Linked DNA regions of Homo sapiens: region 1 is linked to region 2. A link is a loop called in an ENCODE intact Hi-C map of the cell type or tissue named here. Cell type or tissue: gastrocnemius medialis. All regions are shown on one strand. Each heading gives the region's core, and the rest is flanking DNA. Links, peaks and the distances in the headings are about the cores only.

Region 1 (16,828 bases), core at 5,575-9,574, 74 kb after region 2:
TGTGTGATATTAGACAGATCAATAAGACAGAAAGTTAACAAGGATATCCAGGAATTGAACTCAGCTCTGCACCAAGCAGACCTAATAGACATCTACAGAACTCTCCACCCCAAATCAACAAATACACATTCTTCTCAGCACCACATCACACTTACTCCAAAATTGACCACATAGTTGGAAATAAAGCACTCCTCAGCAAATGTAAAAGAACAGAAGTTATAACAAACTCTCTCTCAGACCACAGTGCAATCAAACTAGAACTCAGGATTAAGAAACTCACTCAAAACCGCTCAACTACATGGGAACTGAACAACCTGCTCTTGAATGACTACTGGGTACATAACGAAATGAAGGCAGAAATAAAGATGTTCTTTGAAACCAACGAGAATAAAGACACAACATACCAGAATCTCTGGCACACATTTAAAGCAGTGTGTAGAGGGAAATTTATAGCACTAAATGCCCACAAGAGAAAGCAGGAAAGATCTAAAATTGACACCCTAACATCACAATTAAAAGAACTAGACAAGCAAGAGCAAACACATTCAAAAGCTAGCAGAAGGCAAGAAATAACTAAGATCAGAGCAGAATTGAAGGAAATAGAGACACAAAAAACCCTTCAAAAAATCAATGAATCCAGGAGCTGGTTTTTTGAAAAGATCAACAAAATTGATAGACCACTAGCAAGACTAATAGAGAAGAAAAGAGAGAGGAATCAAATAGACGCAATAAAAAATGATAAAGGGGATATCACCACCGATCCCACAGAAATACAAACTACCATCAGAGAATACTACAAACACCTCTACGCAAATAAACTAGAAAATCTAGAAGAAATGGATAAATTCCTCAACACATACACCCTCACAAGACTAAACCAGGAAGAAGTTGAATCTCTGAATAGACCAATAACAGGCTCTGAAATTGAGACAATAATTAATAGCTTACTAACCAAAAAATGTCCAGGACCTGACGGATTCACAGCCGAATTCTACCAGAGGTACAAGGAGGAGCTGGTACTATTCCTTCTGAAACTATTCCAATCAATAGAAAAAGAGGGAATCCTCCCTAACTCATTTTATGAGGCCAGCATCATCCTGATACCAAAGCCTGGCAGAGACACAACAAAAAAAGCGAATTTTAGACCAATATGCCTGATGAACATCGATGCAAAAATCCTCAGTAAAATACTGGCAAACCGAATCCAGCAGCACATCAAAAAGCTTATCCACCATGATCAAGTGGGCTTCATCCATGGGATGCAAGGCTGGTTCAACACACGAAAATCAATAAAAGTAATCCATCATATAAACAGAACCAAAGACAAAACCCACATGATTATCTCAATAGATGCAGAAAAGGCCTTCAACAAAATTCAACAATGCTTCATGCTAAAAACTCTCAATAATTTAGGTATTGATGGGACGAATCTCAAAATAATAAGAGCTATTTATGACAAACCCACAGCCAATATCATACTGAATGGGCAAAAACTGGAAGCATTCCCTTTGAAAACTGGCATAAGACAAGGATGCCATCTCTCACCACTCCTATTCAACATAGTGTTGGAAGTTCTGGCCAGGGCAATCAGGCAGGAGAAAGAAATAAAGGGTATTCAATTAGGAAAAGAGGAAGTCAAATTGTCCCTGTTTGCAGATGACATGATTGCATATCTAGAAAACCCCATCGTCTCAGCCCAAAATCTCCTTAAGCTGATAATCAACTTCAGCAAAGTCTCAGGATACAAAATTAATGCACAAAAATCACAAGCATTCTTATACACCAATAACAGACAAACAGAAAGCCAAATCATGAGTGAACTCCCATTCACAATTGCTTCAAAGAGAATAAAATACCTAGGAATCCAACTTAAAAGGGATGTGAAGGACCTCTTCAAGGAGAACTACAAACCACTGCTCAGTGAAATAAAAGAGGACACAAACAAATGGAAGAACATTCCATGCTCATGGATAGGAAGAATCAATATCGTGAAAATGGCCATACTGCCCAAGGTAATTTACAGATTCAATGCCATCCCCATCAAGCTACCAACGACTTTCTTCACAGAACTGGAAAAAACTACTTAGAAGTTCACATGGAACCAAAAAAGAGCCCGCATTGCCAAGTCAATCCTAAGCCAAAAGAACAAAGCTGGAGGCATCAGGCTACCTGACTTCAAACTATTCTACAAGACTACAGTAACTAAAACAGCATGGTACTGGTACCAAAACAGAGATATAGACCAATGGAACCGAACAGAGCCCTCAGAAGTATATGTTCTTTTAAATAGAAAAATATGTAACTTTTTTGTTTAATTGCCAAAGCAGTCTGGGACCCAGAAAAGACCAAGAATCACAGGTATAAAGAAAATAAATTGGCCGGGCGCGGTGGCTCACGCCTGTAATCCCAGCACTTTGGGAGGCCGAGGCGGGCGGATCACGAGGTCAGGAGATCGAGACCATCCCGGCTAAAACGGTGAAACCCCGTCTCTACTAAAAATACAAAAAATTAGCCGGGCGTAGTGGCGGGTGCCTGTAGTCCCAGCTACTTGGGAGGCTGAGGCAGGAGAATGGCGTGAACCCGGGAGGCGGAGCTTGCAGTGAGCCGAGATCCCGCCACTGCACTCCAGCCTGGGCGACAGAGCGAGACTCCGTCTCAAAAAAAAAAGAAAAGAAATTAAATTTTTTTTAAAGTTTAGAATTTGCTGTGCCTACTAAATATTCCACACTGAATTGGAGGGATATCAAAAAGAATTTTCACCAGAGAGAGGTTAAACTGGTCATTACAATTCATACTTTCTCCTTAGAAAACATACATTTGTATTTTAGTGCAAATTCATCATAATAACTGAAGAAGAGCCTGGCTCTGATGTGAGATCCTCAGGTTCAAATTCCAAACCCACCTCTTACCAGCTGCATAAGCGGAGAGATCTAACATCTCTCTTGCTCAGCTTTCTCCTCAATGAAATGAATATACAATGATATCTTCCTCCTACTGATGTTAAGAGGATTAAGTTACATTAAGTTCATGAAACCCGTATCAAAGAACCTGACACTCTGAAAACACTTACAAAATGTAAGCTATTATGTTTATATAAGTGTGGTGAAGTGTTGTATCAAGAAAATAATTTTTCCCAATTTGCCAGGTTTTTTTCAGAGATCCATGATGGCTCAGAAGTCAGTCATGAAGAAGCCCAGTCTTCATCTGCGTTTACTCTATTGTTTTTGTATTACTTTGTTAGGTACCGAGAAATCCACAGTTTGTAAAATGCTTTTGTTTTCTAATGATGACATGTTGCCAGGTTTTTGCCAAGCTTCCTCAAATATGAGTTGTAATTTAATTTTAAGTAAAATTTGAAACCCTTGGCACTCCTACTTGGCAACATAGAACTTCCTATTCTTAGGACAAAAGGCTTAACGAGTTCCTTTGAGTTTTCACAAAACAACATGTGTGTGAATAAAGAAATAATCCAAAAACACATAATTAAATTTCCCTTAAAATAAGCATTCTCTCAGTTCCTTTGTTTTTAATTAGAGGAGAAACATTTACTAAACATTGAGTTAGTTACTTTGAATTTTTAAGAATAGTATGGAATGCTTCATGACAAAATTAAGACATTTAGCCAAAAGTGATTCCTTTTGAGGGTGGATTATGATTTGTCTCCAGGATTTACCTACAGAGAAAGGTAACAGAGTTTATTCACATAATAGGTTCATTCATTCCTTGAGAGCATGTAAGCAGCTCCCCTTAAAATTATTGTTCAGATAGACAGACACAGAAAAAGAGGATGTAAAGATAGTGGCAGAGATTGGTGTTATAAGATTAAAATAAGATGTTTTGTTAAAGGGATGCAGTGCGAAATAAGCATGTCATGGGGAATGGGGTATCCATCCACTCAAGCATTTATACTTTGAGTTACAAGCAATCCATTACAGTATTACTTTAAATATACACTTTAGTTATTATTCACCCTGTTGAGCTATCAAATAGTAGATTTTATACATTCTATTTTTTTTATACCCAGTAATCCATCCCCACTCCCTATCCTGAGCCTCCGCCTCTGGTAACCATCCTTCTACTCTCTATGTCCATGAGTTCAATTGTTTTGATTTTTACATACCACAAATAAGTGAGAACATGCAAAGTTGCCTTTCTGTGCCTGGCTTATTTCACTTAACAATTTCCACTTCTATCCATGTTGTTGCAAATGACTGGATCTCATTCTTTTTTTAATGACTGAATAGTACTCCATTGTGTATATATGTACCACATTTTCTTTATCCATTCATCTGCTGATGGACACTTAGGTTGCTTCCAAATCTTAGATATTGTACACAGTGCTGCAACATACATAGAAGTGCAGATATCTCTTTGACATACTGATTTCCTTTCTTTTGGGTATATACTCAGCAGTGGGATTGCTGGATCATACAGCAGCTCTATTTTAATTTCTTGAGGAAGCTCCAAACTCTTCATCATAGTGATAGTATAAATTTACATTCCTACTGACAGTGTTCAAGGTTTCCCTTTTTTCCACATCCTCACCAGCATTTGTTATTGCCTGTCTTTTGGAAATAAGCCATTTTAATTGAGTAAGAAGATATCTTATTGTAGTTTTGATTTGCATTTCTCTGATGATCAATGATGTTGATAGGCCTGTTTGCCATTTGTATGTCTTCTTTTAAGAAAATGTCTATTCAGCCGGGCAAGGTGGCTCACGCCTGTAATCCCAGCACTTTGGGAGGCCAAGGCAGGCAGATCACTTGAGGTCAGGAGTTCGAGACCAGCCTCGCCAACATAGTGAAACCCTGTCTCTACTAAAAATACAAAAATTAGCCAAATGTGGTGGCAGGTGCCTGTAATCCAAGCTACTCAGAAGGCTGAGCTCAGCAGGAGAATCACTTGAAGCCAGGAGGCAGAGGTTGCAGTGAGCTGAGATCATGACACCACACCCCAGCCTGGGCAACAGAGTGAGACTTTGTGTCAAAAAAAAAAAAAAAAAAAAAAAAAAAGAAAGAAAAAAGAAAAGAAAAAAAAAGAAGAAGAAAAAGAAATGTCTATTCAACTCTTTTGCTCATTTTTTCATCAAATTATCAGATTTTTTTTCCTATAAAGTTATTTGAGTTCCTTATATATTCTGGTTATTAATTCCTTGTCAGATGGATAGTTTGCAAATACTTTCTCCCATTCTTTGCATTGTCTGTTCACTTTATTGTTTCTTTTGCTGTGTGGAAGCTTTTTAACTTGATATGATCCCATTTGCCTATTTTTGCTTTCATTGCCTGTGCTTGTGGGGTCTTTCTCAAGAAATTTTTGCTCAGATCGATGTCCTAGAGATTTTCTCCAATGTTTTCTTGTAGTATTTTCATAGTTTGACGTCTTAGATTTAAATTTTTAATACGTTTTGATTTGAGTTTTGTGTATGGCAAGATATAGTGTCTAGCTTCATTCTTCTGCATATGGATACCCAGTTTCCCAGCTCCATTTAATGAAGAGACTGTCTTTTCCCCAGTGTATGTTCTTGGCACCTTTGTTGAAAATCAGTTCACTGTAGATGTATGGATTTGTTCCTAAGTTCTCTGTTGTGTTTCATTGGTCTATGTGTCTGTTTTTATGCCAGTACCACACTGTTTTGTTTACTATAGCCCTGCATTACAAGTTGAAGTCAGATAATGTGATTCCTCTAGTTTTGTTCCTTTTACTTAGGATAGCTTTGGCTATTCTGGATCTTTTGTGGTTCCATATAAATATCAGGATTGTTTTTTTCTATTTCTGTTTCTATTTCTTTTTTTTTTCTACTTCTGAGAAGAATGTCATTGGTCTGTTGATAGGGGTTGCATTGTAACTGTATAGGCATATTTCTACAGATAAAGAATCTGTCATTACAAAAATACTATTTTCTAACCATGGGAGTCATAATGATTCCATCAGTCCATTACTCCATTACAGAGCTAGACAAGACTGACATTTCTAAGGTACCAATGCCAGCCTCCTTTTTAACCCACTTTAGATTTAACTTGAACTAGCATTTGTTAAATGCCTACTATATGTGTGTTACCCTGCTTTATGTTTGCACCCACAAACAAGTATACAAATAGTCCCAAATGAGATTACATTACATAATAAGAGTATTTACTACAATTTTATGAATGACACCAAAGCACAATAAGGGAAAGTATTAGCTTATGTAAAAATTTGCATGCATCCAAATACCCTTCTGACTTTGGGTTTGAAAATATCCTTTATTCCAAGTACTAATAAATCCAAATGATATAAAAACTACAATCAATATTAATTAATGCTCACCAAAAAGGAATTTTCAGAGCAGCTTGCGAAAGTCTCCAATAAAGAAGTCAGGTAGAGGTTTAATGAGTAAGCCTGAAGACAAACATACAAAATATCAAAATATGTTTGGATATGACCAAAACACAGAAAACAGTTGAGGAGGCCATTTAGAAAAATGCCCTTTGATTGTTCAAACTTTTCCAATTAAGGGGATATGATAATTGTATATAGGCCGTGGCATCAAGCATATATGTTAGAAATCACCCACACCTTTCCACATATAATACTAAATTTAAAATCACCAAAAAAAGTAAATATAAATGCCCCCATGTTACTAAACCATGTAGATGAAAAGTAAAAATTCAAGTCACTTTTTAGGTAGTATAGATGTATAAAACATCCATATCTTTTCAAATGTCCTAGTACTTAAATCATTAAACATTTTGACCATCTTCTCTTTTTTCCTCCTTTCTCTCAACATATACTCTCTTAACAATCACTAGGTTTCTGTTATTACTGCTGTAGAACTCCTAGATCTATGATTCCATCCTGATATGAGCCCAGCACTAATGAAAACTCTGCTCCACCTTTCCACTTGGTAGTCTACCTACACTTCAAGCTCAATATGCATCAAATTGAATATATTCTCGTCCCTCGAACACATGCTTTCACATGACATATAAATTTGGTTTATGGCACCATGAAAATCAACAGTACTCACATTCAAATTGAATGCCAACTGACACCGATTCTACAATTGGCAGATCTAGAATACATATCCTTTCCTAACTTCATTCTTATTATATTAATCCAAACCTTAATTATCATCCCTTGCCTTCACCAGTGCAAAATTTCCTAGTTCTTTTTCTTTGGCCTACTGTTAATCCTTGATTTAACATTTACAGCTCCAGCTACCTTTACAACTTTACATCTCAGACTATTGCTTAATGGATACCAATTTTATGAGGCAATCCCTTCTCACATTCTGGGGCAAGTGCCCCACTCTTTTTCCCTTTCCAGTCTAACCAAAAATGTTCCTACCATATTCCAATTATATGATTTGAATGGGAATCATCATGTTCTAATGGATTGTGCCTTCCCTTCTCTCCAATATCCTCATTTAAGTCTTACTTGTGTTTTCTGCATTTTTACAACCGAAGTGTCTCTGTTATATGGCCCAAACTCCAGCTAGAATGAAAACATTCACTTTAAAGCTCAACTGAATGTCATCTTGTCCAGAAGGCATTCCTGAATCTCCCAGCTATGTTTAAGTAATCTGCTTAGGCATAAGAGTTTGTTTACATCTCTTTTGTGGCACTCTCTAATATCTTTATAACTTCCATAACAATTATAGTATATGTGCATAACTTTCTCCCCTTTTATACTCTAAGCTCCTTGGTGATAAGGCCATATGTATTATAAACAACCAGGAAATGTCGAATAAATGATTGGATGGATGAAGAGAAAAAAATTTTTGCAAAGGATTTTCTAGTGCTTTTTATTTTTCACTCAGATGTTTGGCATCACAGAGACACTTCTAAAAAGGAAATAAATTAATTGGTCACAAACAATGTTTTCTCTTAGCTCCCATTCAAATCATTGTGAACCACAATGTTCTAACTGCATGTTTGTGCTTCCTCAACTTTCATAGCCAAACACCTGCAGTTAACCAACCACACATACCAAAGTATTTTTAACATGACTCAAACTGATCTGGGGAATTGACAACTTCTCAACCTCCAGCTGAATACCAAGCTAAATGTCAGTAGTTTCACAGAGACTCTTTTAATGACATGGGAAAGCCTGAGATTTCTCTTTTTTCATGAAGTGACACCCTTGCCTGAGAAAGCTCTATCATATCTCTTCCACTGGATTAACAGTGCAGACATCTCTATTGTGGATAAACCAAAAGGATCTAGAAGTTCTGGAAGGTTTTATTTTCAAATTCTCTACACCTATTATTGTACCAGACAACTAGGCTGAGAGAAAATGCAAATGATTCTTAGCTATTACAGTCATTCTCACAGACTCTCCTTCCATTTCAATGTATTTCAAGCAAAAAAGTGCTACTAAAATTCTTTTCCCCTTTAGAGCAGCAGTAATACCAACTACGCCACTACATATCATTTTTAAACAAGGCTCCATGACTTTCAAAATCCAGGTCAACACGTCAGAAATATTTCCTCTAATAACTTTATGTTTTAAGACACACTAAGCTAGCTATATTCTTAGCTATATACTTCAAGATTACCTCTCTACAAGCAATAATACAAGGCCAAATTTTTCTCCTGTATAACACTGTTTTATAAAGTTTGTAGTTATTTAATTTTTAGTGAGCAAATAGAATAGTACTTTATCGCAGGCTTTGAATACCTTAAGAAACAACAGTAAGGAATTTATTATTTATATTACACCTCATATATTAATGAATGCATTTTATGTGTGGGGTTATTAATAACCATACAATGAAAAGGAAAAATGTAATTTATTTTGATCTGAAAAAATACATATACATTTCCCTACTGAGCAAAAAGTTCAAAACCACGTAACATGGTTTTTAAGAGATTTGCATATAAGGATAACCAATATCAAAATCGAACTTCAAAAGTACTGAATATTTACCATGCACATTAATATCCCACTAAGCTTTAGGCAACAAAATATGCTGGACTTTTGCTTCTCCAGAGGCTAGCTGCACACTTTGGGGTTTGTGTAAAAATAATTATGTGTGTATTCTCAACCAATTATTTTAGTCACCTTTCTATGCCCCTTAAAACCAAAAAGTGAATGCTCTATATGAAAACATCCTACCTTACCTGATCTAGGCGTTATTTCCTGACTTGTTTCTAAGGCAACACATGCTCGAGATTGTTGCTTATGTGGTATCTCAAATGACAGCAGAAATATTTCATCCCAAATCTGTGTTCTACCCACCTGATACAAGATAGAAAATTTCTGCCATTTTTGTTTTATTGGGTCTTTTTTGTTTAACATTATGGGCACATTTAACAAACTGAAGGAAAAGAAAGAAACACCAAAAACTCAGAATTCATTTGTAGGAGGATCTTCAAGCCACCTGAATGGAACATTCCTCTCTAATCTTCCACTTGTAGAAACTGCATTACAACTTGCTGCTACCTTCCATTTCTGTTTTTTCTGTAATATATTACTCTCTATTTTTCTCTAATTTTGATATTGAATTGCAGAAAAAAGATTTTCACAAGGTGTAGGAGAGGGATTCAGGCTACTTGGAACATATTTAGGGAGACAACAAGGTTATTTTGCCTAGAAATCTTTTGAACTTCTCCCTAGCATCCCATACAGCATGGTACAAGTTGAGTTTCCTGAGTTTTGGCTTTATCCAGGTACTTTTGATCATCTGTACATGAAGCATTGTGCTACTTTCAGGCTGGAATTAGCCAAGCACATGAAAGCCACCATTCCTTGAAACCTGGATGAAAATAAAACAAAAACTGGTAGTCAGGCTATTGCCACAATTTAGATTCATAGCATTTAATTCAATATGCATTTACTAAAAAGTTATGATGTTCGAGACACTGAACTTGACCTCAAGGAGTTTCACACATCAAGATAAGGAAGAATGTCAAAGAAACTTAGATGCCACGTCTTTTTTGTCTAAAAAAAGGGGAGAGAAGCTAGGATATATAGTCTTGATTTTGTGTTCTGAGAGCTGGAAGCAAGATTTTCATAGCCTTGAAAATAAATATAGCAGACTAGAAATAATACTGATAATTTTTTTGAAGTCAGTGTAATAAAGGACTAAAATATTAATAAATTTGAATTATTATTATTTATCATTACTATTACTTTCTACTTTACAACTAAAAGAACTTTTTATCCCACCTGTGGGAATTTCAGAGCTCAAAGAACAAACACGTATTGGGCAATTAATCCATGTCAGGCATTACACTAGGAATTATACATCTTTTTGCTTAGCACAGTGCTGAGATTGATCTTGGCCTTGCAAAATATTGACAGAAAAACTAGAATATGTTTTAATTTTTTTAGGTCTCCATGAAGTAACTTCTAGCTTTGTATGAAGGAAATTCCCAGAACATGAACCACGTCCATCTTGAAACCAAAAAGCAAATGCTGATGAATTCTGAATTTCCAGCTGCCTGGGACTCACTTATTGAACTCCATTATCAGTGTTAAATGAAACCATGTTGGAGCCCGAGGTAAAAAGAAAAAAATTAAAAGTGTGAATCTACATATACCTAACAAAATATCCTCCTATATTTTGAACCAAGTGGGAAAGTTAACAAAAGTTCTACAATTAAAATAGTTTACACATCATTGTCAGCCTTCATAGATCCTCCTGGCAGAAGCCAAGAGGGTTGCACTGGCTGAGAATTGTGAGCTGATTGGAAACAACTGTTCCTGTTGCATAATAACACAGGACTGTCAGGCAAACAAACAAGATGTCTTTATTTACATTTTTGTTTTTTTAATCATGAATTTTTGCATTAATTTTGATTTTTTAAAATATTGTATTAAAATACTGTTTTCATTTCTGAGTTTTTTGGTACCTTCTTAAATTTTTCTCTGAGGTAGTGATGCTAATCCCAGCTCAGCCTTGTTCATTATTATAATTTATCTAACGTTGACTTCAGTTTCAAAACTTCTTTCTCATCCAGCCTGTTCATTGAACCAAGACTGGTTCTTGAGGCACAGTCAGGTGATTAAAAAGTCAGAAAATGAATGGAAAAGAAGCTTAAAAGATGAACACTGTCACACCTGTAATCCCAGCACTTTGGGAGGCCAAGGTGGGTGAATCAACTGAGGTCAGGAGTTCAAGACCAGCCTGGCCAACATGGTGAAACCCCCATCTCTACTAAAAATACAAAAATTAGCCAGGCGTGGTGGCGGGCGCTTGTAATCCCAGCTACTTGGGAGGCTGAGGCAGGAGAATCGCTTGAACCCAGGAGGTGGAGGTTGCAGTGAGCCGAGATCTGTGCCACTGCACTCCAGCCTGAGTGACAAGAGCAAAACTCTGTCTCAAAAAAAAAAAAAGAGATGAATACTGATAATGCAAAAAGTTTTTTAAAAACCTACAACATACTAAATACTTAAGAGTTAACTGTATTTTCTTTACAATTATTTACTGGTGGCATTTTGAATTGTTTAATCTTATTTTGAGAGGTTGCTGTTAGTGATGCTTTAACTTTTTCATATTTTCAGAAAGACTTTTATAACCATTATTTTGTTTAAAGCCTAGTTGAGTATATTGGATCCCTACTGTAGATTTAAAGGAAATAATGTTTTTTAATTGAGTCATTAAAAATGACAAAAGTAATAGATTTTTTAATAAATGTTTTTCATTCTACCTTCAGAGTTCACTGAGTGAATCAGAGGCCCTTGTTAACCTCACTTCTAGATTGTTCCAAGTGGTACGTGTCACATCTTAAGTGACTAACTGAACACATTTTACTCAACTAAGTGGCCTGGATCAATTATGCAGAGATATAGTGAAAGTTTGCCTTTCAGTGAATGTTTCCTTTTTTTAAAAAAGTTCAGTGTTTATTACATATATGTACTAGTCTCACTCAAAGACAGAAAACCACCTTTTTTCAGCATATTTGATCTAAATCTCAGAGTGAAGGAGCTATCCATAATAAACCAACTGGCTGAATGAATTCCTCTAAGCCCTTTAGAGGGCAGAGCAAACATTTGGGGTTGCAAAAAGTATGACCTGGGTACATCTGCACATGGATAAGTGAACTCAGAAAGCTCATATCACGTATTTATGTGCTATGGCTGATTTAAAAAAAAATCTTAGAATTATAATTTGGGTCTGATTTGTTAGACACCATTAAAGGGTTCTAATACAACAGCTTGTATTCTCAAGTTTCTAAATTTCCTTTTGTATGCCAAGTACCATTGCATTTATATAGCACATCTTGCTATTATTTATTAAGAGGCAAATTACTGCTTTATTTTGTCCCAGGCATATGGCTTGTACACAGTTAACTCTGTCCTTCATTGCAGTAATGAATTTTTATTTTAATCCTTTACATTTATTAATAGCTTTCCCCCATTTTTTCCCCTTTGTCTTTCCAAGGAGAGTAGAACCCCTCTTTACCTTAACTCGTAGTAAAACACTTTTAATTTTGGCCATCCAAAAAAAAAGAAAATATTTCAGGAATGTCTTTTTAACTTTTTGTTTCCTGATAAACTAACTCATCACTAGCTTTAGAGTCAGATCTTGTTGGAACCCAACTCCAACACTGACAAGCCAAGTGACCCTATCCTAGGCAAATAACATTACCTCCCTGGCCTCCTTTCTCATCAGCTTCATGTGAATGGTAGTGCCTATCTCAAAGCCAAATTGTAGGGATTACAGCAATAACTTATCTAATGTGCCTAGTACTTCTTAACCAGCAATTTCAAATGGTTCGACTTAATTGCAAGGGTTCAACAGATTATGGCTTCTGTGTTTTCCCTGGAAAGAGTCTGGCTGGGCAGGGACTTCCAGGGCTTTTGGCTTGTCTGAGATGAAATGCAGTTTATCTCATGCAAAGCTCATAGAAAATAAGGTGAGCACCTAGGTATAAGATGTTTACCTTGATGGCCAACTAAGATGGTTGATTCTTTTTGCCTTTACTACAGGCTTTCATTAGTTTTGACAGATATTCAACCAAAAGCTGGCTCTGCCCTGTCTTTTACAGAGACAAAATTATTTTCATTTATTTAGTCGTTTTCCAGTTCTGCATGGGTTGTATTGCTAAAGTACACAGAAACTTTTTTTCCTCTTTTTCCCTTTAGGAAAGCCCAAGATGGAATCTTAATTTCTTAAACAGTAAGTGTTTTGTTAAATTTCTATCGTAAGTTTTCATGACCCATGATAAGAAGAGATATTTCAGAAAAGACTGCAGAGATCACAGGATGCTACTGCTTACAGATGACACTGTTTCTGAAAGGCAAATGAATAAAGTTAAATTGCTAACTTCAACATAGCCTTGGTTTATATCTCAAACAACAAAGATATCTGAAAAAGTTTTATTTTTTATTCCAACTTCTATAGGCTTTTTTTTTTTTGCTTTCTTTGACAAAAGTGAACTTCCTTTTCTTTTACTCATTCCCAGTAGGACAAATCCTCATTTTGTTACTACAACCTTTCAGTTCCCTGCCTTAGGGCAAAGCTCCGTTTGACATTAATGGAAGCTCCAAGTCTGGCCCAGAAATGTGGGGACAAGACGCAAAGATGAGATCGTGAATGAGGCCATGAAAGTTAATATTCATAAACTCAAATGTACTTTCATGATGTTCAAATAGAGAAATAAAAATATATCAGCATTTCAGCAAAACATTTGTTATTCCTGCAAGCTTTATTATTAATTTATTTAGAAAGATGGTTGGCAGAGATACAAGGAAAAAGACCGTGGAAACTTGAACTAGGATTACAGACCCATTCCTGTTTTTCTCTCAAGGACTTAGTCTAACACTTCTCACATGTTTTCTTTTCACACATTTTCCAGTCATTCCTCATCAGGTTTCACCACTGTGTATATCATATTTTCATCAACCCAAAACTTATTGTGACACTTTGAAAACACTTTTTGAATCAAAGAGAAACCGGCACAGCTTACTAATGAAACTAGTAAGTTACCTCAACTCTCATAAATATCTTTTAATCACGAGTAATCTTTTGGTTAAATCCTTGTTCTTCTTATAACTCAGAAGTGATAGTTAATTTTTTAATTATCGAAGTTTTGTGCTCACATTGATTATATTTAATTTAAACCTTAAATGGAATAGATTTGGGGGAATTATGATGATTCCTCTTCAACATCTCAAATAAAAATTTTTCTGGCCAGGTGCGGTGGCTCACACCTGTAATCCCAGCACTTTGGGAGGCCAAGGCGGGCAGATAAGTTGAGGTCAGCAGTTTGACACCAGCCTGGCCAACATGGTGAAACCCCGTCTCTACTAAAAATACCAAAAAAAAAAAAAAAATTAGCCAGGCGTGGTTGTGGGCACCCCTAATCCCAGCTACTCAGGAGGCTGAGGCAAGAGAATCACTTGAGCCTGGAGGGGGAGGTTGCAGTGAGCCAAGATTTCCCCACTGCACTCCAGCCTGGTCAACAGAGCGAGACTCCAACTCAAAAAAAAAAAAAAATTTTTTTCTTTGGCCTTTGGAGGCCATTTCCACCTACCTAAAATGTTAATAGGATTGGCATGGATTGCTTTTTTTTTTCCTTTCCTTCTTTATACCGTATTTCATTTTTTCCTCTGTACTTTTCAAACTTTCTACAAAGCTAGTAATAAGTTAAAAAGATTTTAATCAAATAAGGTATAAACTAACTTCTTTTGTGTGTGTGTGTGAGATGGAATCTTGCTCTGTCGCCTAGGCTGGAGTGCAGTGGCCCAATCTCGGCTCACTGCAACCTCTACCTCAGGGTTCAAGCAATTCTCCTGCCTCGGCTTCCTGAGTAGCTGGGATTACAGGTGCCTGCCACTACACCCAGCTAATTTTTATATTTTTAGTAGAGATGAAGTTTCACCATGTTGGCCAGGCCTGTCTTTAGGTATATAAAAAAGTGACTTCAGGTGATCCGCCCACTTTGGCCTCCCAAAGTGCTGGGATTATGGGCATGAGCCACTGCACCTGGTCTAACCTGTTTCTTTTAGGACAAAGTTTCTCACAGTTCTGTGGAAGAAGTAGGTTTTGAACAAGATTCTGAATGGAGGTAATGCTGTGACTTGGCAGAGATGAGAGGAGAGAAGCAATGCTTAGAGAACAGTGACAGATAAGGGTTATTCCACAGGAAGCATCATTTTTGTGACCAACTTTGAAGCACATTGGAACGAGTTCAGAACTTAGGGAGGATTGTATTCACTGTCATTTTCACAGCAAAGATACTGCAAGGTCACTCTTGTGTTGTAATGATGATTCCTATAGCAATGTTTGCATAAACTAGATTCTGCTAATATATTTTCTTCGATTGACTGCTAGTTACTGCTCTGTCTAGTTCACTGGATTTTGAACATTTTTGTTGAAAACTCACATATGAAATATATTTTATATATGGCAACCCAGTATGCATAAGCATGCACACAAACACATTCACATCATATACCTAGACCTGTATCAATACCTATATCCATATCAATACCCATATTTTTAGGTATATAAAAATGTTGTACATAAAAATGTTGTGCTGCAATATTTACCTTTGCAACATAGAATACACTCCTGTTCTATTCTACTCTATCCTTCTCTATTCTATTCTCTCTTGCTCTATTCAGTTATTTCCATTCCATTGTACTCCACTTAAAAAGAAATAGTGGCTGTGACCTACTAAGGCCCATCACTTGAAAAATGCTAGCTTAGTAAATGCTTGGGTGACAAAGTCCTTCTGCCTGAAAACGGAAGCATGGCAAATATAATATTTTGTTTTTATAATATATTGTTACAACAGTCCCAGCTTAATACAAAAAAAAAGCCCAGGCCTGTGGAAGTATAAAAGATAAAATAATATTCTATAATTAGAATCACCAGGGCTTGTCTTGGGACCTTTGGTGGTGGCAAGAGAGAACTGAAAATGACTCGTGTTATGTACCTAAAGGATCTGAAGCCAGTGACTTTGTGGAGAGTACTGGAAACATCAGAAAAGGGTAATGGTTTGAGGGTATGATGTGGCCCTTTACTCTTTTTTTCAGACAGAAATTTTTGTCCATTTATGTAGTTCAAAATGATCAAACTATCAATGTGTCTTTTTCCCTGTCTTTTAAAAAATAACTTTTATTTTCTATTAATTCATAAGCATTACACAGTGAGTTATTTTTATTTCTATATCTTTCTTTATTTGCCACAGTAGAGCATATGATGTTCTATAATAATATGGAATACAGACATGTTAAAAAACAGTTTGTTTACTGAAACATTTTTCTTCTTCTTTTTTTTTTTGAGACAGAGTCTCGCTCTGTCGCCAGGCTGGAGTGCTGTGGCGCAATCTCAGCTCACTGCAACCTCTAGCTCCCTGGTTCAAGCGATTCTCCTGTCTTAGCTTCCTGAGTAGCTGGGATTACAGGCATGTGCCACCATGCCCGGCTAATTTTTGTATTTTTAGTAGAGACAAAGTTTCACCATATTGGCAAGGATGGTCTCGATCTCCTTACCTCGTGATCCACCTGCCTCGGCCTCCCAAAGTGCTGGGATTACAGGCTTGAGCCACCACGCCCAGCCTGAAACATTCTTCTTAAGAAGTTGCATGTGTGCAATTCTCTCCTCTCTTTATTTGCCAGCACTTAGTACAATTGAGAGGCCTTCTGTTTGCAAGAGGGAAGAGTTTGGCCTAAGACAGAACTTAGTTTAAATTCCAGCTTCTGACACTTAAACAGCCTTGGAATCTTAGAAAAGAGTGTAGTGTCTCAATTAGTCAGAATGTTTTCAGTGGCAAGTAACAGAATCTCAAATCAACCACTATTTCTTTTTAAGTGGTGTCCAGTGGAATGGAAATAACTGAGTAGAGGAAGACAGAATAGAATAGAGAAGGATAGAGTAGAAAAGAACAGGAGT
Region 2 (16,828 bases), core at 11,306-15,305:
GAATTTTTTATATATTTTAGTTAACAGGTTTACTTTTTATCAGATGTATGGTTTTTTTTGCAAACATTTTCTCCCAGTCTATGGCCTCTCTTCTCATTATCTTGATGTCATCTTTTGCACTTTTTTTATTAAGCACTTACTATGTGGAAGCCATTTTTATAAGGGTTCTACATGTCATCTCCTCTACATATTTAATCCTCACAACTCTATGAGGCAGGGACTATCGTCAATCCTGTTCTACAGATGAGGAAACTGCAGGACAGAGCAGTTAAATTTCTTTGTCACCCAGGTAGTAAGTGGTAGAGTCAAAATTTTAACTCACACAGTTTGGCTTCACAACCTGAGCTCTTAAATAAAACAATCACATAAACAACCATAAAATCACCACTATGCTAAGTGTTTTAAAGGAGAGAGGTCTGCTGCAACAAGAACATGTAACACTTGATCTGGAAGAATGGGAGACTGGTCAGTGACTGCTGACATCTTAAAGATAATTTGGAGTTGATAAGGCTCATCTTTTTACTAGTGGAGTATTTATGAGTAAAAGCCATTTCTTATTATTTCCCACAATTCAGAGAGAAGGCAATGGAAAGTAGTGTTTAAACTGCCTAAAAGTGCTCAAGATACTCTTCTTAAGACACAAACTATTTCTTCTGAGTTGGAAGGCTCTCTCTTCAAAAGCCCACTCCTGCTTTTCCTTTTCAGAGAAGCTTATTGCTGTGAGTCTATGGGAAATCAATTTTTAAAAATGATTCAAAAAGAGCACAGAATTTCTGGGTCCTTTCTAAGAGATACTTGGCCCCTGGAGAATTAAGTGTGCACCTCAGCAAGAAGGATGTGTATGGTTCAGTAGAAGGTGTCTACACCAAGCTGTGAAGCTATGCTGTTTAGCATCTTGTATTATTGAAGCAAACACGCCTAGTGATGTCGAGGTAGATTATGTAATATCTTTTTAAGGAAACGTTGGCAGTAATCTTAGATTATTTATTTAAATTCATTAAATCAATAGCTTTTAGGTTTTGTGAGATCTTAAGAGTTACTGGGAAGCTAAAATCTATTAACGACCCTAGAGCTAAGAGACCACTTTGTGTATTTACTAAGAATGTGTTCTCTATCAACCTTTTAAGATATTAAATAAAGATTAAATATATTCACATGTGAAAAGAGAGTTTGAACTTGAGCACTTTTCTGATACATAAAAGTTTGATTTTGGAAATCTCTTTCTTAAAGAGTGTTAACATCTCAGACTCCCTCTGATCAGATAGTCAATCCTTGCTTTCTGTGTTTGCTCCCCAAGGAGGCTCTTGGCAGAAAAAGTGGGCACAGCACTTTATAGTTTAGGGAGTAGTTAGTTGCACAATCTTCATTATCTCAGTCCTCACAACAACTACATCACAAGGGAAAAGCAAGCATGTTGTGCTGATTGATGTTATTTCATCCTCCTCCTCTTCTTGTTGTTCTTGTTCTTCTATTATTATTATTATCTTCATTATACAAATTGGGAAACTCAGACACAGTTAAGTGATCTGACCAAGATTACAATTCCAAGTAGAGAAGCATGCCTTATACTTAGGTCTTCTGCCTGTAAATACTATACAATCCTCACCATCAAATAATAAACAGTCACAGCACACTGGCTCAAGTAGGAGGTCAGCTTGTATTCAGCCTCTGCCCAATTAGCAGCTCACCAAAGTACATACCTGTAGAATCCACAGCTTGCAGAGCAACAGCCTAGTGGGGAGAGGGACAGGTAAATTAGTGAGGACAATGCAGTGTAGTGAGTGCTGTGATGGAGGCATCCAGGGCAGGGGGAGGAAGATCGTTTATGTCAGCTGGAGGTTGTTTAGGGTAAGCTTTGCAGAATAGGTGATTACAATGTATTGCACCTGATTGCTTTTAAAAATGTTGCAAAAATTATTGTTTTTAAAAAAGAAAATAGTAGCTCTAACCTAGTCAGGTACTAGAATGCTTTGAATAAACCCTGTGCCTGGCAGGTGGTCACAGCAGGAACAAGGGAGGTGGGGGATCACGTGATTGGAGGGCAAAGCCAAGTTTAGCCACTGATGGTTATCCCTGCTATCTCAATAATCCACCCCTTAAGGTCTTTTAATTTAAAATAAAGAAACAGGAAATACCTGGAAAGAGACAGAAAGAGGCTGATAGCATGGCCGAATAATAAACAGAATCCAAGACTTTGAAGTCTACCAGGTACAGTCCCCTCACCTACCCCTCTCTAGGAGAGACGGGAAAGAGAAGAAAATTAAGTGGATTAGAGTGACACATTTGCTTCAGAACCTCTTTCAGTTCCTTAATGCTCCCTCCCTGCAGATTCTTCTCCTGCCTGCTTCTAGCATTTCAAAAGCTCTGCTGTTGACGTCAATCATAATCTTCTGACTCCAGCCAAAGCCACACAATCCTCATAACATAGGTAGTAAACTAAGGAAAACCATTTAGAAATGCTTCTATTGCATTTCTGGATGGCAGGTCCTCTACTCTGTCTTCCTGACGTCTTCACATTTTATTCCCAGTACCTAGGCACAGAAGACATGTTATTTATTAGAGTAACTCCTGGACTCTATTCACTGAGCTCTTAAGCTGTACTTTTGGACCAACTAAAGGAACTGATATCTGACGTCCAGAATTTGGGGGGAATGTTAGCAAGTATATAAATCCTCAAATGCTTCCTTGAAGTATGTTATCACATAAAGATGCTAATAAGTTTTCTAAAAATTGTTAAAATGGGGCTATGGTGGCAGAATTTTCTCTGGTTTCTGGGAGCCACTGCTGCATCGCTCATTTGACTTACACTTGCAGAGCGCTTGTATGTGACAGACACTGTGGGTACAAGAGTGACCCTCAAGGAGATTACAGCTTAGTGAAGATGCAGACAAGTGGACAAACTCCTTCAGCATATCAACCTCATCATTTTATAGGTAATGCCAGAAGGACAAATTGATGTAGATTATTAAACACAGAAATGGGAAAGCACATTTTTTTCTTCTTGATTTCTTATGGGTTGTTGGCCACAAAACTAGCATGTGAGTACTACTGATGTAAATTTACTGAGGCTTTACGTGGGATGTCAGAAGAGGTGTGAAGGATTTCAATAATACCTATAGTTGGTATTTCTATTTGTATTTACTTAGAATTACAAATAATCATATAAGCAAGGAAAGTTTGAACAGAAACCTTTATTATGAGGAAAGGAAGAAAAATGTACAAAAAGACCAAAGGCATATTGCAAAGATTAAGCATGTTGAGGATTAAGTAAATTTATGTAACTCCTACTTTTGTGTTTTCCTCCCTGTCATAGGCAATCTCTAAAATGTCCCCCAATATCCCTGTCTCATGGTCCTCACAACCTTGTGAGTGGTACTCATATCTCTTTTTGAATGCGGGCTGGGCTTGAGTCTTTCTCTGCTTTCTTGTTTTGAGGGGAGCCAGCTGCTACACTGTCAGCTGCCCTATGGAGACACCTCTGTGATAAGGAACTGAGAGAGTCCCTAGCCAATATCCAGCAAGACACTAAGGCCCTCAGTCCAACAACCCATAAGAAATCAAATCTTAGCAACAACCACGAGTGAGATGGGAAGCTGATCCTCCCTTAGCTGAGCCCTGAGCTGACTGCAATCCCAAATGACATGAATGAAACCTTGATTGCATCCTCATTGGAGGCCCTGAGCCAGAAGATCCAGCTAAGCTGTACTCAGATTGCTGCTCCATGAAAACTGTCTGATAATAAATATTTATGGTCTCAAATCACTATGTTTTGGGGCCAATTTGTTGTGGAACAATATATGTAAGGCTCCCTCTCTTCAAAAATGAGGAAACATTTAATTGGATCTTGAAAGAAATAAAAAGCTGTTTCTCAAGTCTATGAGCATGTGGAGATGATTTATCTTGTCATAATCTTCCTTGCTTCTTTGGTTTTCCTTCTACCTACTTTACTACCAACTCTCCTAATTCCTTCTTTCCACCGACCATGGGAGATACGTATGGAGTAGTGAGTAGTGCAAAGCATGCATGGGAGGTTTGGAAGCTTTGAGATATACACAAATTCTTCAGGGCAAGACCCAGGAGTGGACAAGATCTGGGGTGGAGGCATGGGCTAAGCCCACAAAAGCCTCTTTCTGTCTACTTCCTCCAGAGCAATTCCATTTTTATTATTTCACAAACTGAGATTCTGCATAAAATTTAATTTGAAAAAAGCATCTCAATTAAAAAGAAAGTTTGAAATGCTTAAAAAGCACTTGTCTAGCACGTGTGCTTTCCAGACAAAGGACTAGGAGACAAAAAGCACGATTGCACAGTTCTCTGAGATTCAGTTTCCTCACCTCTCTCCTGGAGATTAAATGACCCATCTATACCTGTCACAGGGTTGTGGGGAGGTTTCTCTGTGAAGAATGAGAATCCCCTCTGTCCTTGTGGCCTGGACACTCTAGCCCAGATACTCCTCAGGGCTTCTTCTCCTATTCTGTACTCAAACTCCAGGTCTCCCTGAGGTTCTACAAATATCAGTCCACCCTCCATCACTCTTTGTGTTCTTTAACTCTGCTGGTGTTTCTTCATCTCACTTATTACAGCCTGATATATTTTGTATTTGTTTGAGATTTTTAAATCGTGTTTCTTTCCTACCGTGCACTAGAATACAGGCTTCAAGAGGGCAAGTACTTTGTATATTTGGTTATATGCTATGTGCATTCTATATCATCAAGATTTAGAACACTGCCTGACACCTAACATACTCAATAAAAATTTCTTGAATGAAAAGAATGAATGAATGAATGAAATGAGACAATGATTTGTGCCCTTAGTGTGATATTCTAAAATAGGCTATTCTTCTTATCTAACTCTTCCTGGGTAACTGTATCTTTGGATACAAGTACAATAGTAACAGATTTACTCCACACCACTGGAATAAGTTAATGCCCTTTCCCAATTTCAAATTTATTCAGGGATTCCAAAGCAACTAATCAGGATGTACATTCTCTTTTAAATTTGATAAAAAAAAAAAAAAAACCAGCTACATAGGTTTAAGGAACAGCTGCCACTCTTCCCCCTCACTCCCATATTCCAGCACACTCACATTATTACTTTGACGTATCCCTGAATAATTTGTGGTGAGGTTCACATGCCAACCCCGTGTTACAACTCCCCCACCCTGTTGGTGTCTGGAGAGCTTCCAGACTCATGGCTGAGGAAAATAGAACTGAGAGGCAAAGAAGAAACAAAGTCACCCAGTTATGTTTCCAAGATAGCATAACATGAAGCTTTGTTTTATTATACAGTTTGAATTCCAGAATTGGATTTGAAAAGTGGTTTGTGAATAATTTTATATGAAATAAAACTAAAGAATGACAAATGGTGTTTGTTAATTGCTCTTCCTGTTATTAAAACAAAAGATTCAGAAAGATCATTTTAGATAAAAATTGCCAAACTTTTGAAAATGAGTTGAAATAATTTAAGATCAAATAATGCATTTTCTAAGTGTTTCTGCTGTATGAGTAGTAAAAATTACTAACCCAAAGTTTTAAAGTAGAATTTTGTAAGAAACGTTTTTAGAGTCAAAAACTATAGTGTGTATTTTTCTCTCTGATGATTTCTTCCTTCTTAGAGAATGGGAAATCTGATAGTTGCCTTTTCGTCTCTTTCTACATACCTTGTTTTCAAGGTGAAGCTCATTAGCACATAGCACAAGCTGAATTCTGATTTTCTAGCTGCAGAGGATGATCTGAATGATGATGAGGATTAGCTCATTCTTGAGTAGGTGTGATCAGTGGATCCCTGAGAACTGCCTCCTCAGCCAACCATTGTTAAATTCATCCTTCCCCTCATAGCAGGACTGAGGCTCAGCTAGCAGCACCAGTTTAGGAATGCTCATTGTTTACAGTCAGGGTCCATTCTAATTGGGCTGGTATATGTTCACATTGATGTTGCTCATGTCTTCCTGGTTGTTAAATATTTACATGGCCCTGAATTTTCTTTGGGGTACAAGTGGTTTAGGAGACACTTAAGACTGATGATGTAACCTTACCTGCAAGGACTGGTTTAGTGATAGGGAAGTGGCCTGAGCCAGTCCAAAACCAGAAGGGATCCCAGAGTTTGGTTGGGAATTCCAGGACACAAATGTCCCTTCTTGTTCTGGATGTTGTGATGTATGGTTGTGAAGTCTGCAATCATTTTGTCACCATAAGGAAAACTAGTCTGAAGGGGAGGCTGACACACAGAGAATGACAGAACTGAGAGTATAATAAAAAATAAGTAGTCCAGTACAAATAGCACCTAAAGCCCACTCTACTTCTAAACTTTTTGAGCTACATAAGCTAATATATTCCTTTTTGTAACTTGGGGCTTTCTGTAACTTGAAACAGAGATAATCCAACTGATAACGGAGGGATGTATCACTAAAGAGGATGATGGTACTATGACGGTACTGTTTTCACAAATCGTATCTTTTAATGTCCAAGGACTTAATAGTAGTGAAGAATTATTTGCAATAATTAGCTGAGTACTTATTATTTCCCAGTCACTTTACACTGTTATTAAATTTAATACCCAAAATAGTCCTGTGAGAATAAAAACATTATCCCATTTACTGGATTGGCCAAATAAAGCTCAGAGAAAATGCATTTCCAACACCAGGTGATCAAAGCAGAACTGACACCCAGCACTGCCTGACTCCACAATTTTACAATGGCCTCAGCCTCCCATGCCACCACATCTTTCATTACACTATTCTACTGTAGTTAACTGGATTGGGAAGGATCTTGCCCACCACGCAGATGAGTTTTAGTGGCTTTTATTTTGGGAGGAGGAAGAGAGGACATGTCACAGCATAGACTCTTTTGAGAATGTATTGAAATCTATGACACTCTTCTCATGAAAAAAACATAGTTAATGCTCATAAGACAACCTGTTTAGTATAATGCCAGAGGATTCACAGAGGTCCGTGAAGGCCATCCATGCCTCTCTTTATTGTTCCCACCCCCAGTTTCAGAAATCTAGCTATATTCTTTGTAGACCCGTAGATGATTTTAAGTTAAATAATGACATAATCTGATTTGCACTCTGCAAACATAATTCTGGTGGCTACCAGAGGATAGGCTAGAAGGTTGAGTGCCTGCAGGAAGGAATGTGCATTGGCATTCTACAGCATAATTGTATCCAGGTGGCGGTGAGAACATGAGAGTGGACTATATCTAAGCAAGAGAGCCAAGGACAGGTGGAATGTGTGGGATGCAAAGAGTGAAGCAAAAGAAGGAGTCCTGGATGACTCCAAAATCCTTAAATCTGATAACTTGGCAGAGGCATGGAATTAACAGGGAGAAGAAACAAAAATTGGTGTTCACAGAAGAAGGAATGAATTGAAACTATCAACATTGTAATAGAGGATGTGACTTAGAATTAAGTGTTACATGACAACTATGCCTGACTGATATGAATAAACAGGGAGCAGAGAAGCACAGAGATGTTTCTGATATAAGAAACATTATCTAAGCAGATGAAAAATTACCAAAAATATGGGCCAAGGAAAAGTTGAAAAGTGTGTTTGCTTTTTCCCAAGAGAATATTTCAATTTTTGTGCAATCTGCATTCCCCAGGTCATATTGGTCTGGGAGTAAAAATAGGAACAGAAGAGCAGAAACAAACAATAATTTGCTCGTTTGACTTTTTCTGCTATGCACCACACACTACACATGTGTGCGGGAGCAAATGTCTTGACTGTTTCTGCCCTGGTTATTGAGCTCATTCCTGAGTGCTGAGGTGCTCTGTTCAAGATGCACAAGGTCTTATGTTCTGCTCAGACTCCCATGTTCTGTTTTTTTTTTTTTTGCATAATGTCAGCTCTTCTCAGGGACCCCAAATGGTAAAGGACCCACCTTTGTATCTCCCGAATCAATGCCTAGTTGATGAATTTTAGCACAGAAAAGCAGACAACTTCTTTAAAGTTACTTTTTATTATATGGCTGGCAGTCCTTTTCACTAACTGGCTTCATCCTTTCTTCCCCACCTCCCACCCACTCCACTCCAGAAAAAAACTAGACAGCTACTCCCTAGAATACAAAATTGCCACACCCTCTCTAACTCTGATCCAGAAATTGCTTTTCTTTCAGATGCCCTCTTGTATCTCCTGCAAGTTGGCTGGTGAAACACCATACCAATGGGTGTCTAGAAATCACCATTAGGGGTAAACCCCGGGGAGTTTATATCATGCTACATCTTGAGATAACACAATGATACAAATACGATATTGGAAGATGTCATTCGATGTTGTTACATAGTTGTTTGCACAGAATTAGATTTCTGAAAATGTTAATGTGCAACTTTTCTCTCCCAGCATTAACGACACAACAACAACAACAACTGCAACCACAGCAAAGTTGCATTGACTTAATGTCTGGATGTTTGTTTTATATAAATGTTTTAATCATCTCAAGGATCAGAATTATACACTGAAAATAGAAACCCAAATCATCTTGGCTCTTGATTTATTCTGCTACATGAAACCATAGTGAGAGTGGATGACTTTGTCAACTTTTTAAAGCCAGACTTCTCGCACATATTGTTAACAATGTCCCTGGCTTCTGTGGTTTCACGTGCCGTATTGGATGTCAGTGGAGAACATGTTCTATGGGGAGTTTCCTTTCTGGACAACATCACCACATCACTAATTTGCTTTCAGTAAGGAAGAAAAATTAAAATATAAAGCTGAAAAAAAAGTAAGTTCAAGAAAAGAAAGCAAAATGTCTCATTATATAATTAGAAGCTAATTCAAAATTTACATTTGAAAGTATTGCAGTTATATGCCAGTTTAATCTCTGCCATAAGCTTCCTCAAGACTACAGATACCAAACATTTTAGATTTCACAACGGATTCTGAGTATCCTGTACCAAAAACAAGGAAGGAGTGTCAGAAAACATTTCACAGCAAATCTGAAGCAGCTTGACAAAACAAGCAGAAAAAATTAGGAAGTAACAACATTGCATAGTCAGCCAAGTATACTGGGAATCAGTCAGCAACAGAGATACACTTTCTGGAACAAATGCTTAAAATCAACTGTGAGTGTGAAAGTCGGGGATTCAAACACACGTGACAACTAATGGTACAACTACAAATCCTTAAATGGTACACTCTCCTGTGGGACTTTTGCTACTTCTCAGACATTACCAATCCACTGGGCACACATACATCCACCACTAAGGGGAAGGACATCTCCCAATAAGCAATATTGCAGCAGCTATTGGTACAGATTCATTGACAAATTCGTGATCTCATCTTTCCTTGTAGCAAAGGCTGAGTTTGCCTATTCAGGGACATTTATAACTATTTCAAACAGTTAAAATAAAAATCTTATTTTTTTTTTAGATGGAATTTTGATCTTGTTGGCCAGGCTGGAGTGACAGTGGTGTGATTTCAGCTCACTGCAACCTCCGCCTCCCAGGTTCAAGCGATTCTCCTGCATCAGCCTCTAGAGTAGCTGGGATTACAGGTGGCCACCACCATGCCTGGCTAATTTTTTTGTGTTTTTAGTAGAGATGGGGTTTCACCATGTTGGTAAGGCTTGGTCTCTAACTCCCGACCTCAGGTGATCCACCCGCCTCAGCCTCCCAAAGTGCTGGGATTACAGGTGTGAGCCACCACGCCCAGCCAAAATAAAAATCTTAAAGCCATTTTCAAAGTGAGTCTGAGAAATAGAAGCCTAATTATCTGAGATCCAGGAAAGTAGTGTTCTATGCTGACTCTTTTTTCTTCTTCAAATATGTCTTGGTTCTCTGCATTTCTATTTGTTTTAAAATCAGTTTGTCAATTTACACACAAACACACACACACACACCCTATTGGAATTTTTATTGGGATTGCATCAAATCTCTAAATCACTATGGGGAGAAATTTTATCTCTTTACAATACTGAATCTTCCAATTCATTAACACTGATTAGATCTCATTTATTTAGCTCTCCTTCCCTCATTTATTTAGATCTGTGGTAGTTTATTTCAGTGATGATTATATTTTTCTGTATATAGATCTTACACATCATTTGTGAAATTCATTTCTAAGCATTAATGTTTTTATGCTCTTATAAAAGTACTGTTTTTAGATTTTAACTATGTGTTTGTTGCTGGTATCAGAAAAACAGTCAATTTCTGCCAATATTGACTTTGTATCCAGCAGCCTTGTTAACCTACCTATCAACTTTAATAATTTAGTCACAGATTATTTTGGATTTTTATAGATAAATTCATACCATCTGAAAGTCCAAATATTATATCTTTATCTCTTTTTCTTATTTCATCACACTGATAAGGACTTTCAATACAATATTGAATAACTCCATGGTAATTTTTGTGAAATTTCATTCACTGGACTTCAAATTTATCCCATTTGAGAAAGACAATGCTTTAAAATTATCTTCCTCCAAAAAATTATGATTGAGCTGTTATGGTTCTGTCACTCAAGAAATCAGTAAAACTATAGGTGTCTGTGGATTCCTTATAGCAACTAACTTAAGTAAAATGACTCAGTCATAAACTGTACTACAAGATGGAAGAATCATGTAAGTAACTTTTATTTCTAGAAATACATAGAAAATAAAACATGTTTTAATCATGGCATTGCTGGATTTACATTGCTTTTTTTTTCCTCTCAAGAATTCACAGATCTTTAACACTAGATTTATCTTTATCATATCCTTTAAGTGTCAAAGCATAAATTGATATTTTGATCCCATTTGGGTGTAAACAACATTAAGCCCAGCAACATGACTTTTTAGGACTTTCATTTTAGTTTCAGTGTACATGTGCAGGTTGGTTCAACAGATAAATTGTGTGTTGTGGGGCTTTGGTGTACATATTATTTAGTCACCCAGATGATAATTATAGTACCCAATAGGTAGTTTTTCTATCCTCATCCTCCTCTCACCTTCTACCCACAAGTAGGCCCTGGTGTCTATTGTTCTCTTCTTTGTGTCCATGTGTAGTCAACATTTAGCTCCTACTTTTAAGTGAGAACATGCAGTGTTTGGTTTTCTGTTTCTGTGTTAGTTCTCTTCGAATAACAGCCTCCAGCTACATCCATGTTGCTGCTAAAGACATTATCTTGTTCTTTTTATGGCTGTGTAGTATTCCATGATGTATATGTACCACATTTTCTTTACCCAGTCCACTGTTGATGGGCATGCAAGTTGAGTCTATGTCTTTGCTATGGTGACTAGTGCTGCAGTGAACATATGCATGCATGTGTCTTTATGGCAGAATAATTTATATTCCTTTGGGTACATACCCAATAATGGGACTTCTGGGTCAAATGGTAGTTCTAAGTTCTTTGAGAAATCACCAAACTGCTTTCCATAATGGCTGAATTAATTTACATTTTCATCAGCATCTTGGTTTCACAACCTCTGTTTTTTTGTTTTTTTTTTTTTACTTTTTAATAATAGTCATTCTGACTGATGTAAGAGGGCATTTCACTGTAGTTTTGATATGTATTTCTCTAATTATTAGTAAAGTTGAGTATTTTTTCATATGTCTGTTAGCCATGTATATGTCTTCTTTTGAAAAGTGTCTATTCATGTTCTTTGCCCACTTTTTAAAGAGGTTATTTGTTTTTTTGCTTGTTAATTTAAGTTCCTTATAGGTTCTGGATATTAGACCTTTGAATGATAACTTTTTTCAGCTAACCACAGGGGCAGGATACAACAGGATTACTGAATCTCAGGAAATTAGAATTTCCTATCCAAATTCTCTTTCCATGTGGCTTTAATATTTTCCCTTAAATATTTGAAGTAATTACCTCTGTTTGTAAATCTGCAAAATCAATACCTCATTGTCTTAATTAATGTTGCTTTATAGTAAGTCTTGTAACATAGGCCTCTATGTCTAGAGAGGGCTTAGGAAGCAGGGTCTCTCTGTTCTAGGATTTAGACCCTGCTTTGAGACTTTCCTGGTTTGTGTGTGGTCAGGTGAATGGGAGAGAGGAAGGCACAAAGATCTTTCTCAGGGAGCAATCAATGTCTCAGCTTTCTTTGCTTCCCTTCTAAGTCATCTTCTTTCCTAGCTAAAAGAGACTCTCCAGAATGGAAAAACCTATGCTCTTTGATTAATCATATATTTTTTCAAGTCCATTTTTATGTTCTGAGTTTTACCCTATACTCTCTTGAGAGAGAGGCTTTTGAAATCCAAAAGCCCTAAGATTTACTTCTGCTCTCTGTTGCATCATTCCTCCCTTGAGATAATAAATTATGATGACAGAATTGGCGAAAGAGCAAGTATTATAAAGCTATGTTGTGGAGAAAACTAGATTATATCTTAAAATATTACCCTACACAATTTGTCTAGAGTTCAAATGATAAACATAAGTCAAAGATAAACATCAGGAAGTCATAAGCAAACTGATGATAGGTTAAAGTAAAATATATGAAAAGGAGTCTTGTAAATGTTATAAACTAAAATTAATTAAGTCCCCTTACTGGAAAGCTCATTTGCTATAATTTGCTCAACACTGGCCCAAAAATGTTTTCAATCGGGGAAAGTTAAAATAGCTACGGCAGGGCGTCTTTATCTCTCAAATTCATCTTTCTACGAACTACTTATATATAGTTATTATGGAACTTCTTTGGGCCTGAATTCATGGAGATTACAAGTGGTTTTTAAATAAATACTTCATGACTTCCCTTTTAGAATTCCTTTTATAATGAAATCATCTAAATAATTAACAGTATGCATGGCTTTAAAATGGTATGTTTAAATAAATGAAAACTGAGAAAAAGTAATATGATAAATGGTCTTTTTATATGATTTGTATTACCATTTAGAGGAGACACACAATCGGATTAATAGTTTTCATAACTTTTTTTTTTTTGAGACAGAGTCTCTTGCCCAGACTGGGGTTCAGTAGCACTATCTTGGCTCACTGCAACCTCCACCTCCCGGGTTCAAAAGATTCTCCTGCCTCAGCCTCCCGAGTAGCTGGGATTACAGGCGCTCACCACCAAGTCTGGCTACTTATTTTGTACTTTTAGTGGAGACAGGGTTTCACCACCTTGGCCAGGATGGTCTTGAACTCCTGGCCTCAAGTGATCCTCCCACCTCGGCCTCCCAAATTGCTGGGATTACAGGCTTGAGCCACCGCACCCAGCTTAGTTTTGATAACTTACAAATTATTTCTAAATAACTTGTATTTAAATAAACTCATATAAATAAATTCTTTTATGAAGAATTTTGTTGAAAACCGACAAAAGTGAAAAGATTTCCAGGTTATAAGGGGACTTCATAAAGTTCATGGAAAATGTGTACTAGAAAAAAAACTATACATGATTTCAAAATTTGTTTGCACCAGAATAAACCTGTACTAAATTTTTATGACATGTCTGAACAGGATCTAGTTTAAGGCACTAAGAAGGCTAAGACATCAATTTGAAAAGAGCCCCTATCAGAACAACATAAATTCTGCTGAAATTGAAGTAAGAACAAACATCAAATTTACAGTGAGGCTTGTGGGGAAGAGTGATAAAATCAATGATAAAATTTATGGGGACAATGCCCTAAAGAAGTCAGCAGTTTATAAACGGATTACTCATTTTAAGGAGGCCTGAAATGATGTTGAATATGAAGCCCTCAGTGACAGACCATCCACATTAATTTTTAAGGAAAAATTCATCTTGTTTGTATCCTAATTAAAATGGACTGATGATTAACAGCAGAAATGAATACTATCAACACCTCAATTGGTTTAGCTTACACAATTATGACCAAAAAATTAAAGTTAAGCCAACTTTCCATTTGATGGGTGCCCATACCATTGCACCCAGATCAGCTGCAGACAATAGCAGAGCTTGCAATGGAAATTTTAAACAAGTGGAATCAAGATCCCAAAGCGGTTTTAAAAAAATTGTAATAGGAGATGAACCACAGCTTTACCAGTAAGATCCTAAAGATAAAGCACAATCAATGTAATTGTTACCAACAGGTAGAAGTAAGTGGTCCAGTCAAAGCAAAAGCAGATGAGTCAAGAGCAAAGGTCACGGAAACAGTTTTCTGGGGATGCTCAAGGCATCTTGCTTGTTGACTTTCTGGAGGACCAAACAACATTTGCTTATCATGAGACTGTTTGAGAAAGTTAGCCAAAGTTTTAACAAAGAAATATCCAAGAAAGCTTCACCAGAGTCCTTCTCTACCACAATTCTACTCCTCATTTCTCTCATCAGACAAGGGCAATTTTGTGACAGTTTCAATGGAAAATCATTAGGCATCCACCTTAAAGTCCTGACTTGGCTTCTTCTGACTTCTTTTTGTTTTCTAATCTTAAAAAAAATCTGTAAAGGGAATCCATTTTTCTTCAGATAATAATATTAAAAAGATTGTATTGACATGGTTAAATTCCCAGGATCCTCAGTTATTTAGGGATGAGCTAAATGGCTGGTATCATCATGTACAAAAGTGTCTTGACCTTGATGGAGCTTATGTTGTCACATAATGTTTATATTTGTCATTTTTATCTTTTAATTCTCTTTTTTCCACGAACTTTTTCAAGTCCCCTTGTATTAATTTCTGGCATAGACTTAACTATGTAACCGCATTTCTGTGATGACTACTCTGTTATCTGTACTTTTGCTCTAGATTACAGATCCAGCTCTTTATTGATAAAACATCTACTCAAGTGTCCAATATTTGAATAACCTTCCTGTACCCTCTCTTTTCCTCACCTCTCACACCCAATAAATTACCAAAGCTTCTTGATTTATTTCTAAGTATTCTTGAATTTCATCATTTCTCTCCTTGTCTACTATCAATATCCTAAATTATTACCATAAAGAGTCTGAAAAACTACAAAAGGTATCTCAGATTGCCCTCTTGTCACCCTCTATTCTATTATCCACATTGCAACCAACAATGTCTTTTTAAATTAAAAATGCAACCACTCCATTCCCTCATTTAAAACACTTTCATTGTATCTTACTGCAACCCATGTCAAAAAACACCACTTTGGGTGCCAGTCATCCAGAACAGAATTAGGTATTCTTCATGAATCTAGATATTCTTAAATTCAATTGTAATTTGATTTTCTTTCCTACTCTTTATAAGAAAACAAACTATGATTTCTTATTTATTATTGTATCCCCAATGCCTTTGCATAAATGCAAATAAATTTTTGTTAACATCTGACTGAACAAATAAATTTGGTTTTGCACAGCCAATGCCTAGGGATTTAGATGGGGACTCACCCCTGCTACACCCCGTACACTAATCGCAGTTGAAGTATGCTGCTACCAAGTGGAGCATGACCTCCAATGGTTAATTAAGAAACTACAATGTAAACTGAATGACTTATGTATTAAAATGTAGATAACAGAAATTTCTTTAAAGTTATTATAAAGTCATAAATATTTTCCTATTATCAATAAAATAGCATAGAATGACCCAATTGTTGAGTAGAACTAAGTAACTATGGGTCTTCCTGAAGCTTGTCCACCTCATTGATTCCAGAACTCTTCATTTACTTTGAGCTTTAACTCCCTTAACCAAAGAGTTACTTCAACAAAGGCTTTCTTACCAGCTTTATTAACATTTACTGCCTAGTATCTCTCTAACTCTTTTGCAAAGAGAAGTCACATTTTGGGCCAGGTGTGGTGGCTCACGCCTATAATCCCAGCACTTTGGGAGGCCAAGGTGGGTGGATCATTTGAGATCAGGAGTTCGAGACCAGCCTTGCCAACATGGTAAAACCCCATTTCTACTAAAAATACAAAAATTAGCTGGGCGTGGTGGCACGCACCTGTAATCTCAGCTATTTGGGAGGCTGAGGCACGAGAATCACTTGAACCCGGGAGGCGGAGGTTGCAGTGACCCAAGATTGCATCACTGCACTCCAGCCTGGGCAACAGAGCGAGACTGTGTCTCAAAAAAAAAAAAAAAAAAAAAGAGAAACCACATTTTTACCCATGAGACTGTCAAGAGATCTTGGCTATGTTATGCATCTGCTCATCAGCAACATGAATATTTATTTGTAGGATGCATGTCTTTTAATAAAAGTACCATTTATCTCCATGAGGACACTCTGTCCTTCATATTTTGAAGAAAACTGCTTTAAGTTTTCTATTCTGTCTTCAAAGCAATGGTTTAGCTGAGAGTCATTCGAAGTAACTTTATATTTTTCTGTTTCCTCAGTAACCATAATGAGTAGGATTATGTGCTTCTCTTCCTTTTGATATAAATCTTCTTTGAGGACTAGAAAATACATGTCCAAGATATATCAGAGCATAATTTTGAAAACATATTGAAAGTATAAAAAATCTACATATAAACAATTTCTTCATAAGTAGTCATTTCAGAATCTAAGCTCTCAGCAAGATACATTTTCACCATCAAAAATATAGTATCAGCTCTGCTTTAGATACAAATAAATTGAGCCTCAGAAAAGATTTCTGAACATATGACTTGATGAGCAACTGTGACCTCTATATCCATGGAAATCCTGCCATGACCATCATGTCCATATGGGGCTCACAGTAATAGACCCTCTTTATAAATGAGTCTTGGCTGACTAAAATATTGTCAGTATAAATATCACTATTCAGAAATAAATATTTAGATTTTTAAAAATGTACTCATAAATATATTTTAGGTTTGTTGTTGTTGTTGTTGTTTTTAATTTTAGAAACATGGCTCCCATTCTCCAGAGAAGAAAGGAAGAAAGAAAAGCAGCAAGCAAGCAAGCAAGCAAGAAAACCTAAATGAGTTTGCATGCAGACGCTTCAGTTAAATATGTAAGAGCAGAGGTCAAAGGAGAGGGCACTTCCATTTGGAAGCCAGGAGGCTACAAAGGGGCCAG

Evidence for each region. Peaks named below come from ENCODE experiments on the same cell type or tissue, not always from the same donor. Only the 100,000 strongest peaks of a DNase experiment are listed, where the experiment ranks them.
Region 1: a loop joins it to region 2, with 3 times the contacts of the local background. A loop is called at or near these places in 1 of 110 quality-filtered maps.

The regions. Positions count from the first base shown.
Region 1 is chr3:154,854,486-154,871,313 of GRCh38, forward strand. It overlaps LOC105374170 (a long non-coding RNA gene), which reads right to left. Exons shown (of 3, transcript XR_924602.1): 3 at 9,233-9,736. Among named protein-coding and RNA genes, the nearest start is that of MME, 220 kb to the right of the region's middle. In gastrocnemius medialis, for the core only: no CTCF peak of the experiment used is centred there; no DNase peak of the experiment used is centred there; H3K27ac peaks cover 324 bases.
Region 2 is chr3:154,774,661-154,791,488 of GRCh38, forward strand. No RefSeq gene overlaps it. Among named protein-coding and RNA genes, the nearest start is that of MME, 300 kb to the right of the region's middle. In gastrocnemius medialis, for the core only: no CTCF peak of the experiment used is centred there; no DNase peak of the experiment used is centred there.